Linked DNA regions of Mus musculus: region 1 is linked to region 2. Evidence: chromatin contacts called from ENCODE Hi-C or POLR2A ChIA-PET data. All regions are on one chromosome and are shown on one strand. The core of a region is the stretch at or near the end of the contact, and the rest is flanking DNA. Distances in the headings are between cores, read along the strand shown. Region 1 holds the start of H3f3c (H3 histone, family 3C). Region 2 holds the start of Nusap1 (nucleolar and spindle associated protein 1).

Region 1 (4,233 bases), core at 1,518-4,017, 48 kb after region 2:
GAGCCAAATTAAGAAGTAAAAGTAAGCCTGACATGGTAGTCCATACCTTTATTCCAGCTCTGGGGAAGCAGGGGTATTTGTATCTCTGGGAGTTCCAGGCCATAATTTCCTGGTAGCTATCTAAGTATAGGTATATAGGTATAAAGGTGTGTGTGTGTGTGTGTATGTGTGTGTGTGAGAGAGAGGGCGGGGGGGAGCACCACAGTCCCTCTAATCACGTTCAACTTTCATCCCATAGAAAGGTTGAGGCCCCTCACTCTTCCAATAAAACAGTCTCAGCCTTTTGAGTCTGTCTCTTCGCCTAATTTTTCTTATAAGAACTGTGAAAATCTGTTTCCCAGAGACAATTTGGGGGGTTGGTTGGTTGGTTGGTTTTTGCTTTTTCCTTTTCCTACTTAAGATTCCTTGGGAAGCTCCCATTTCTTTGAGGTTCGTTATTGAAATAATCTGATAGATTGAGAGACACAAAATGTCTCTTTAGAGTATCTTTATTTTTGTTAGGCTGGTTCCTGCACATATGTAAGTGCAACATGTGTACTTTGTTCCCTCGGGGGCCTGAAGGTATCAGAACCTATGAACTTAAAATTGTAGGCACCATGTGAATGCGGAGAACCAAACCCTGAAAGTGTTCTTAATCACGGACCCATCTTTCGAACCCTCATCAGCTGCTTTTTACCTCTACTTGGTGAAGCAGAAAATCAACTTGGGGCTTTGTTGTGGATTCTTGAGAAAAATAGGACCTTTAGTACGTTTCTCTCATCCGTATGCATCGGGTTTTGCTTTCCTGTTTATCTTTGGACTCTTTTGAGCAATTTGGGGTTCTTTTCAATCATTGGTGCAGTTTCTGTTCAGGATTGGTTTTGTTGTTCGGCTTTGTTTGTTGAACAATGTTATCATATTATTGCTAAATAGAGGAACTGTGACCATTGCAGTGGAGAGAGAACTCAATGGTTTAGAGAACCTAACCTTAACTCAGTTAGGTACTACAGAGACAGGGAGATGCAACTCTGCTATTCCTTCGGTGGTAGGCGTCAAGGAGACATGGTTAAGTAGCCTATGTCTTGGGCTTGCTTTTCCCCTGCTGTAACCTGTGTGAAAGGAGCCTGCCAACTCTAGGAAGGAATATGGCTTATTGAGGATGGGTGGCTGGACATGTCTCAGGGCACAAGTTGTGACCCAGAAATTTTAAAAACCTAATATCATTGTATTTTAATTTTTAGGATTGATTGCTTAGGGGAATCATAGAGTGTGTTCAAAAGCTTGAACTCAGGTTATAAGGATTGATGGTAGAGTACCTCCCCCTGCCGCAGCAGTCCTAATGGCTCTGAGTACAGAGGTACGCTTCGCTTATCCTCAAGGAGACCCATGTCTCAGAAGTTTCTCCATTTGTTTGCCTGCTGTGCTTCATGAAAGTTAGCTGACCACTGAAGTCTTTTATAGATTACATGCTATAATCTATACAAGATTACAAGTTAGCTTGAAATACTTAGGGTTTTTTTTTTTGGTTTGTTTTTTTTTTGTTGTTTTTTTTTGTTTTTTTTTTTGTTTTGTTTTGTTTTGTTTTGTTTTGAGACAGGATTTCTCTGTATAGCTCTGGCTGTCCTGGGACTCACTTTGTAGACCAGGCTGGCCTTGAACTCAGAATTCCACCTGCCTCTGCCTCCTGAGTGCTGGGATTAATGGCGTGTGTCACCATGCCCAGCTTGAAATGCTCTTCTTCTTCTTTTTTTAATAGTTTAATGTATTTTAATAGCAAACTTACAGGAACAGCACACAAGACTGACAACATTAAAAACATGTACTTGTATGTAGGACAACTCAGTTAGAAAAGTATAGTGAATGGATGGAATCTACTGTGTGATAAAAATGCTACAAACACCATTTAGTTGCTGTCAATAAGAAATTTACTTATTTTTAAAAAATCCAAATGCTGGCATTGTCCAGAAAATTTTAACAGGTTTATTTATAATTGTTATAAAGTTGAACTCTTGAAATGTGTTCACTGAAACATTTTGCTTCCATTAATGCTTTACATCTTGCATTTATATTAAAAATTCACACACAAATGAACATGGAGAAACGCCAATACCTGATTCTGTCCCCTATGTTTCCACTCGCAATCATATACTTAGGTACCTTTGACCCCATGGAAAAAATATCTAATATTCAGAACTACTGATAACAGGAAGAAGAGGAAAAAAATTTTTTTGAGAATGAAATGTTTCCCCTCATAGTGGACTCTTAAGCACGTTCTCCGCGTATGCGGCGTGCTAGCTGGATATCTTTTGGCATAATTGTTACACGTTTGGCATGGATAGCACACAGATTGGTATCTTCAAAAAGGCCAACCAGATAGGCCTCACTTGCCTCCTGCAAAGCACCAATAGCTGCACTCTGGAAGCGCAGATCTGTTTTGAAGTCCTGAGCAATTTCTCGCACCAGACGCTGAAAGGGGAGCTTGCGGATCAGAAGTTCAGTGGACTTCTGATAGCGTCTGATTTCACGGAGTGCCACAGTGCCAGGCCTGTAACGATGAGGTTTCTTCACCCCTCCAGTAGAGGGCGCACTCTTGCGAGTGGCTTTTGTAGCCAGTTGTTTCCTGGGTGCTTTACCACCGGTGGATTTGCGGGCAGTCTGCTTTGTAAGAGCCATGGTATGGACACCTCCTTACTTACCCCCCCTTCTCCTTCGGCTGGAGCTCGGCAAGGGAGAGGCGGCGCTGGCGTTGGAGAGCGGCGGCGGCGCGGCGAAGGCTGCGAACACAATTCTGAAATGCTCTTCTTAAAGATATCCTTATACCAAATCCCAAGGTCCTAACTGGAGTAACACTTGCTAGAAATATTGACCACAACAAAATCCAGACACAAGTCACTTGAGTCAACAAATAAACATTGATCATTTATGCCACAGCACCTCCAGTAGGATCTGTGTGACAAGTTCTACAGACTGAGGTGACTGACCTCAAAAGGGGAGGCCTCCTGGAACTGGTTGTGGAACTCTTCATCGGAAAAAAATTATTGAGCCATAGTTCCCATGACAATCTATCTGTTTTGTTTTCTCTCATTCCTTGTCTTATTTACATGTTCCTGGTAGCCTAGACCAAGATCTTAAGCAAGAGTAATGAATAAGAAACCATCCTTTGAGATGGGGACACTAACATGACTTTATACCCGGGGAAACCAATGATTTACTTTCATTTACAAAATTATTATGATAGATAAAAACTTCCCCAATGCCAGGCATGGTGGCACACACCTTTAATCCCAGCACTTGGGAGGCAGTGGTAGGTGGATTTCTCAGTTTGAGGCCAGCCTGGTCTACAAAGTGAGTCCAGGACAGCCAGAGCTATACAGAGAAACCCTGTCTTGACACACACCCCCAACCCCCCGGCCAAAAAAAAAAAAAAAAAAGACCAACAGCCAGGCAGTAGTGGAGCATGCCTTTCCTCCCAGCACTTGGGAGGCAGACGCAGGCGGATTTTGGAGTTCGAAGCCAGACTGGACTACAGAATGAGTTCCAGGATAGCCAGGGCTGTATAGAGAACCCCTGGATGTACCTTGTGCTGTAGCTGTAATTGGTAATGTGTAAGAGTCACCCAAGTGATACTGGTTTGAACACATGAAGGGGTCATAAATAGCAGCTGAGGCTTGGCACTGTGAGAGGCCATGAAAGGCCAATGGTAAAGGTGCAGCCTCAGTTGCAGTTCTGAACTGAAGGGTTCATGCAAAGGATTTGAGGCTTGGCAACATGAAGAGAGTCTATGAGAGGCTATTGGTGAAGCCTATCTTCAGCAGAAGATCCAGTGTATTAGAGATTCCAGTACCGTGATCACCAAGAACTGCAGTGGCAGTGGAGTGAATCAACCTGAGCTTAGAGTGCTACAGAGGCAGAGCTGGAGAAGTGATGCCCTTTGAAGGAACCCAGAAGATCATGTGTGGATCCCAGACATTGAAAAAGAAGCTATAACATTGAAGGTGCTTTGGAGACTCAAAGATATTTGAGATGCCAGAGTCATGGACTTCCTGTTGAGGAAAGTTGATGACAGGGAGTGGAACCAACCCAGCTGAAAGAAGTTTGTTGCAATTACCAAAGATGAAAAAGGAGTTGGGGGTGGAGAGATGGCTCAGTGGTTAAGAGCACTGATTGCTCTTTCAGAGGTCCTGAGTTCAATTTCCAGCAACCACATGGTGGCTCATAACCATTGTAATGGGAATTGGATGCCCTCTCCTGGTG
Region 2 (4,396 bases), core at 1,468-3,967:
TAGCAGCATGGGTAGAATATAAATGGAAACCAACAGGAGTCCCACAGGAATTACAGAATAAAAGGTTGTATGTGCTGGTGGGAAAGGAAAGAAGCAGAATATAAAATAATGAAAAGCTAGAATAAATATAACAATAACTGCCCTCATCAGGTCTAGTGGTAGGATCTACAGTGGCACTAACACTCAGAAGCACTGGCAGGAGGAAGTCATTTGAAGCACCTGGATAGACTTCATCAAGTTCACTGGCTCTCAAGTGGGCCATAGAAGACTCTTGTTTCAAAGAAACAAAAACAAAGAACATAATTTATGACAAAAAAAACCAAAAAACAAACAAAAAAAAAACCCAACAAAAAACCTTCAAAACAAAAACCCCTCAAAACTAAGTTTGGTACTGCCTCTGACCACTTGTGTAGTTCATGGCTCCCTACCTCATAAAGAAATTTACTACTGTCCTTAAGATGTTTGGGTTTTGGGGCTGGTGAGATGGCTCAGCGGGTAAGAGCACCCGACTGCTCTTCCGAAGGTCCGGAGTTCAAATCCCAGCAACCACATGGTGGCTCACAACCACCCGTAACGAGATCTGGCTTCCTCTTCTGGACTGTCGGAAGACAGCTACAGTGTACTTACATATAATAAATAAATAAATAAATCTTTAAAAAAAAAAAAAAAGATGTTTGGTTTTTTTTTTTTTACTTCCTTAGAGGTAGCATCATGTAGCTTGCTGGGACACTGGATCATGAACACTGAAGGACTTAAGGCAGTTCTAATATATAAACAAATACAATTGTTTCACCATTTCCTTATATAGAACAATGTCAATTAAATTTTAACTTGTATTCATTATAATAGTCTGTCAGTCTGGAAGACAACAGGACATAATATCAGGCAGTGGAGTAGAATAAAGATTTTTCTCTACTCTCACTCATTTTCTTGAGTGCTGGGATTAAAGTCACCACCATGCCTGGCCAATGCTTTAAGTACCAATAGATTGTAATCCATAAAGACTTTTTGAAATAATTTACAGTAAGTGTTGTGCCACATACAATATAAACTAATAATCAATTACTGAGTTCAAAGACAGTAAAAAAGGTATTTCAAGACCACAAGGTTACTAGTAAACGTGACCATTTACCTCAGTCAGAATGCACACAAGCAGAGGAACACAGTGAGGAAGTCAGGCCTAGATTCATAGCTTAGCAGGGAATGGTGCCTGCAGCCAAGCTTGGCAACCCAAGTGTGATCCTGGGCCTGAACCCCTCAAAGGTATAGTCTCACCTTCATGTGTGCATCTCGGTATGTGACTACACACAATAAATAAATAAACAAACAAATAAATGTGATAAAACTGTTTTTAGATTATAACTTGGAACAGAAATCTAACTCTATTCTTGCATGCATTTTTCTTGATATAGGCAAACATTGTACTTCTGAGCTATAGCACATCTCCAAATCTGTAATTAAATTTTTGTTTGTTTGGTTTTTCAGACAGGATTTCTTTGTGTAGCCTTAGCTGTCCTGGAACTAGCTCTGTAGACCAGGCTGTCCCTGCATTCACAGAGATCCTCCTGCCTCTGCCTCCCTAGTCCTGGGATTAAAAGTATGTGCTACCACCGCCAGGCTTATAATTAAAACTTTTAATCAGGCTTTTTAAAAAAGAGGTTGGCCAGGCGGTGGTGGCGCATGCCTTTAATCCCAGCACTTGGGAGGCAGAGGCAGGCAGATTTCTGAGTTCAAGTCCAGCCTGGTCTACAAAGTGAGTGCCAAGACAGCCAGGACTATACAGAGAAACCCTGTCTCAAAAACAAAAAAAACAAAAAAAAGAGGTTGGGTGCAGGTTCCCATGCTTGTGATCCCAGCACTTGCAGGCAGAGGCAGAATTGTAAATTCAAGGAAAGACCTTTATTACCAATATCAAAAGTAAAATAATTTGTAACTATATCAAAAATGTCACTTCAGGGCCAGTGAAATGACTCGGTGGGTAAAGGTATTTGCTACCAACCCTGAGAAATTATAACTAATAACTAATAACTAATAACTAATAGTCCTAGTTCTCTCACAGACCTTAAAACCTACATCCAACTTTAACTTTCACCAATGCCATGTTTATATGATTCAAACCGGTAAAGAGTTTACAACTCAAACATACTCTATGGAGAGCGTAAACATGTCACAAGACAAAGTTTCTTTCTTGTTTACAACAGTTACATACTCTTCACTGTCATTAAATCGGGAAATATATAGAGAGCGCCACCTCAGGAATTCTCCACACGTACCTGGACTTGAGAAAACCTTCTATGCCAACCAAAAAGGGCTCTAACAAAACGACGTTGTTTGTGACTTCTGGAAGACAAAACGGTTTTGAGAAGAAATACCTGCCAGCAGATTCATCTGCCCATAAAACTTAACAAAATGGGTGGGGCTCAGCCAAGGGCGCTGGGTTAGCTCAGGCGACGGCCTGGGTTTGAAGCCCAACTCGGGAAAACAAAACAAACCCCTCCCTCCCCTGGGCAGTACTGTCCCCCATTCCTCATCTGCCTCTGGTCTATCTTCCTCACAAACTACCCTCGCCTCACTCACTGGAGAAGGCCAGGGCGCCGAGGGACCGCGACAGGTCCCAGGCGAGGTGCAGGGTGTCGCCGAGCACCGCGTAGCACCGCGCGCAATGAAACACGGCACATCTCTCCGGCTCCAACCACGCAGGCAGCCGCAGGTCGACAGGTGACGCCTTCACCTTAGACTCGGAGGACCCGAGAGGGGAGAACCCTTCCACCACCTGAGTGTCCCACTCCATGGAGGAGGTAAGAGAAAAAGGTGTATCACAAGAGTCACGACGTGACTGGGTCTCCAAGAAGCGAAGACTGCGGCGCGAGAGAGTCGCCATATTTCTTTGAAGCGCGCGCCTCTTTCTCGCACGCTCCAAGTCCCGCCCACCTGTCTCCCTGCGTCTTCATTGGACAATGTTCCTGAAAGACACGCTCTCAATACGCTCAGCGCCAGCATATTGGTATAGTTTGCGGAATAGCGGTCTTCAGCCAATCACGCTACTGGCCCGCATCGGAAACCCCACCCTCGAGGCAGTTCAACCAATGAACTTACAGCAGTCTTAATTTAAACTCCATATATAAGTCGGCTTGTCAACGTCTTGGGTGGCGCCAGTTTTGAGCCGCTCTGTTTTGAGTTGTGTGGCTGTTTTTCTGGGAATCACCGAGATTGCAGAACGCGATGACCGTCCCCTCTGCAGAGGAGCTGGACTCCTTTAAGTACAGCGACCTGCAAAATTTAGCCAAAAGGCTGGGCCTCCGGGCTAACATGAAGGTACCGTGCTGGCTGGCGGTGCGGGCAGTTGGGTGGGCGGGGTAGAAGAGACCAGGGATTTGGGGGACAGGGCGCGAAGTGACTGAGAGGAAACCCCCGAGGGACGTTATTTTGGGAGGAGTAGGTAGGTTTTGTTCACAGTGACTGGAATTTGTTAAACGAAAGAAAAGCCGAGGCTGTTACTCTAGTTGGAGGCTTTTTTTATTATATTTGGAGAACTTATAAAGACTTTTTGTTTTTTGGTTTGGTTTGGTTTTGGTTTTTCAAGACAGGGCTTCTCTGTGTAGCCCTGGCTGTCCTGGAACTCACTCTGTAGACCAGGCTGGCCTCAAACTCGGAAATCCACCTGCCTCTGCCTCCCAAGTGCTGGGATTAAAGGCATGCGCCACCACTGCCCAGCTCTTATAAAGACTTCTTAATGGAAATGCTAATACTTCCTGGTACCAAATGGGAAACGAAGGCCCATAGGACGTAATCAGTGTAATTTCCATGCCAGTTATTAGGCAGTTGAAGAAAAACTACTTTAAACGACTTCTTCTGAAAAACTCTACTTACTGTTCAGTAAACTATGACACTACCTTCACTCTCGTGAACCTTTAATGGGATGCCTGTCCACCGTGATCTAGTATGATTGTCCATACATTAATCACTATTGTGATGGTGGTCTTTTTCAAAACCGATAAGGTCTTTGAATTCTGAGTTTGCAAGGTGTTCAGAGAAAATGTGGGGATTCATTGTGAGATTGGACTTGCTATATTGAAGCTTGCCCACATGTATATACCAGAGATTTGTACAGCAAACTGCTATTTGCACTAAATCTCTAATTAGTTGTCATAAATGTTTTTAAATGGTTTAAATAGAATAATGTGGCCATAGGTACACCTTTTATCTGGCTGAACGGCACTGAAGAGTACTTAGAAATGTTTCTGAGTTTAGTGCTTAATGGCTCCCCAACTTATTGTCTAAAGCTTAGTCCTTCAGGTTTTTGCTATCTTCTCCTCTTCCTCCTCCCCCCCCCTTTTTTTTTAATGAAATAAAGTCTCATTATACTGCCTGGGCTATCCTGGAAAACAGTATATAG

What was found. A loop is a pair of places that touch in the nucleus more often than their neighbours do. ChIA-PET counts read pairs that join two places held with the same protein, here RNA polymerase II (POLR2A).
Region 1: a loop to region 2 is called in a map of adrenal gland, with 2.0 times the contacts of the local background. The contact joins the promoter of H3f3c here to the promoter of Nusap1 in region 2. A Hi-C loop is called at or near these places in 1 of 37 maps with a recorded cell type or tissue (adrenal gland). POLR2A ChIA-PET finds 5 or more read pairs at or near these places in 3 of 5 experiments (Patski and embryonic stem cell).

Annotation. Positions count from the first base shown.
Region 1 is chr2:119,663,385-119,667,617 of GRCm38, forward strand. It overlaps H3f3c (H3 histone, family 3C), which reads right to left and starts at 2,768. Exons shown (of 1, transcript NM_001370931.1): 1 at 1,732-2,768. The coding sequence starts at 2,652. The coding sequence ends at 2,242.
Region 2 is chr2:119,615,581-119,619,976 of GRCm38, forward strand. It overlaps Nusap1 (nucleolar and spindle associated protein 1), which reads left to right and starts at 2,718. Exons shown (of 11, transcript NM_133851.3): 1 at 2,718-3,315. The coding sequence starts at 3,223. It overlaps Oip5 (Opa interacting protein 5), which reads right to left and starts at 2,925. Exons shown (of 6, transcript NM_001042653.1): 1 at 2,578-2,925; 2 at 2,274-2,340; 3 at 1-74. The coding sequence starts at 2,881.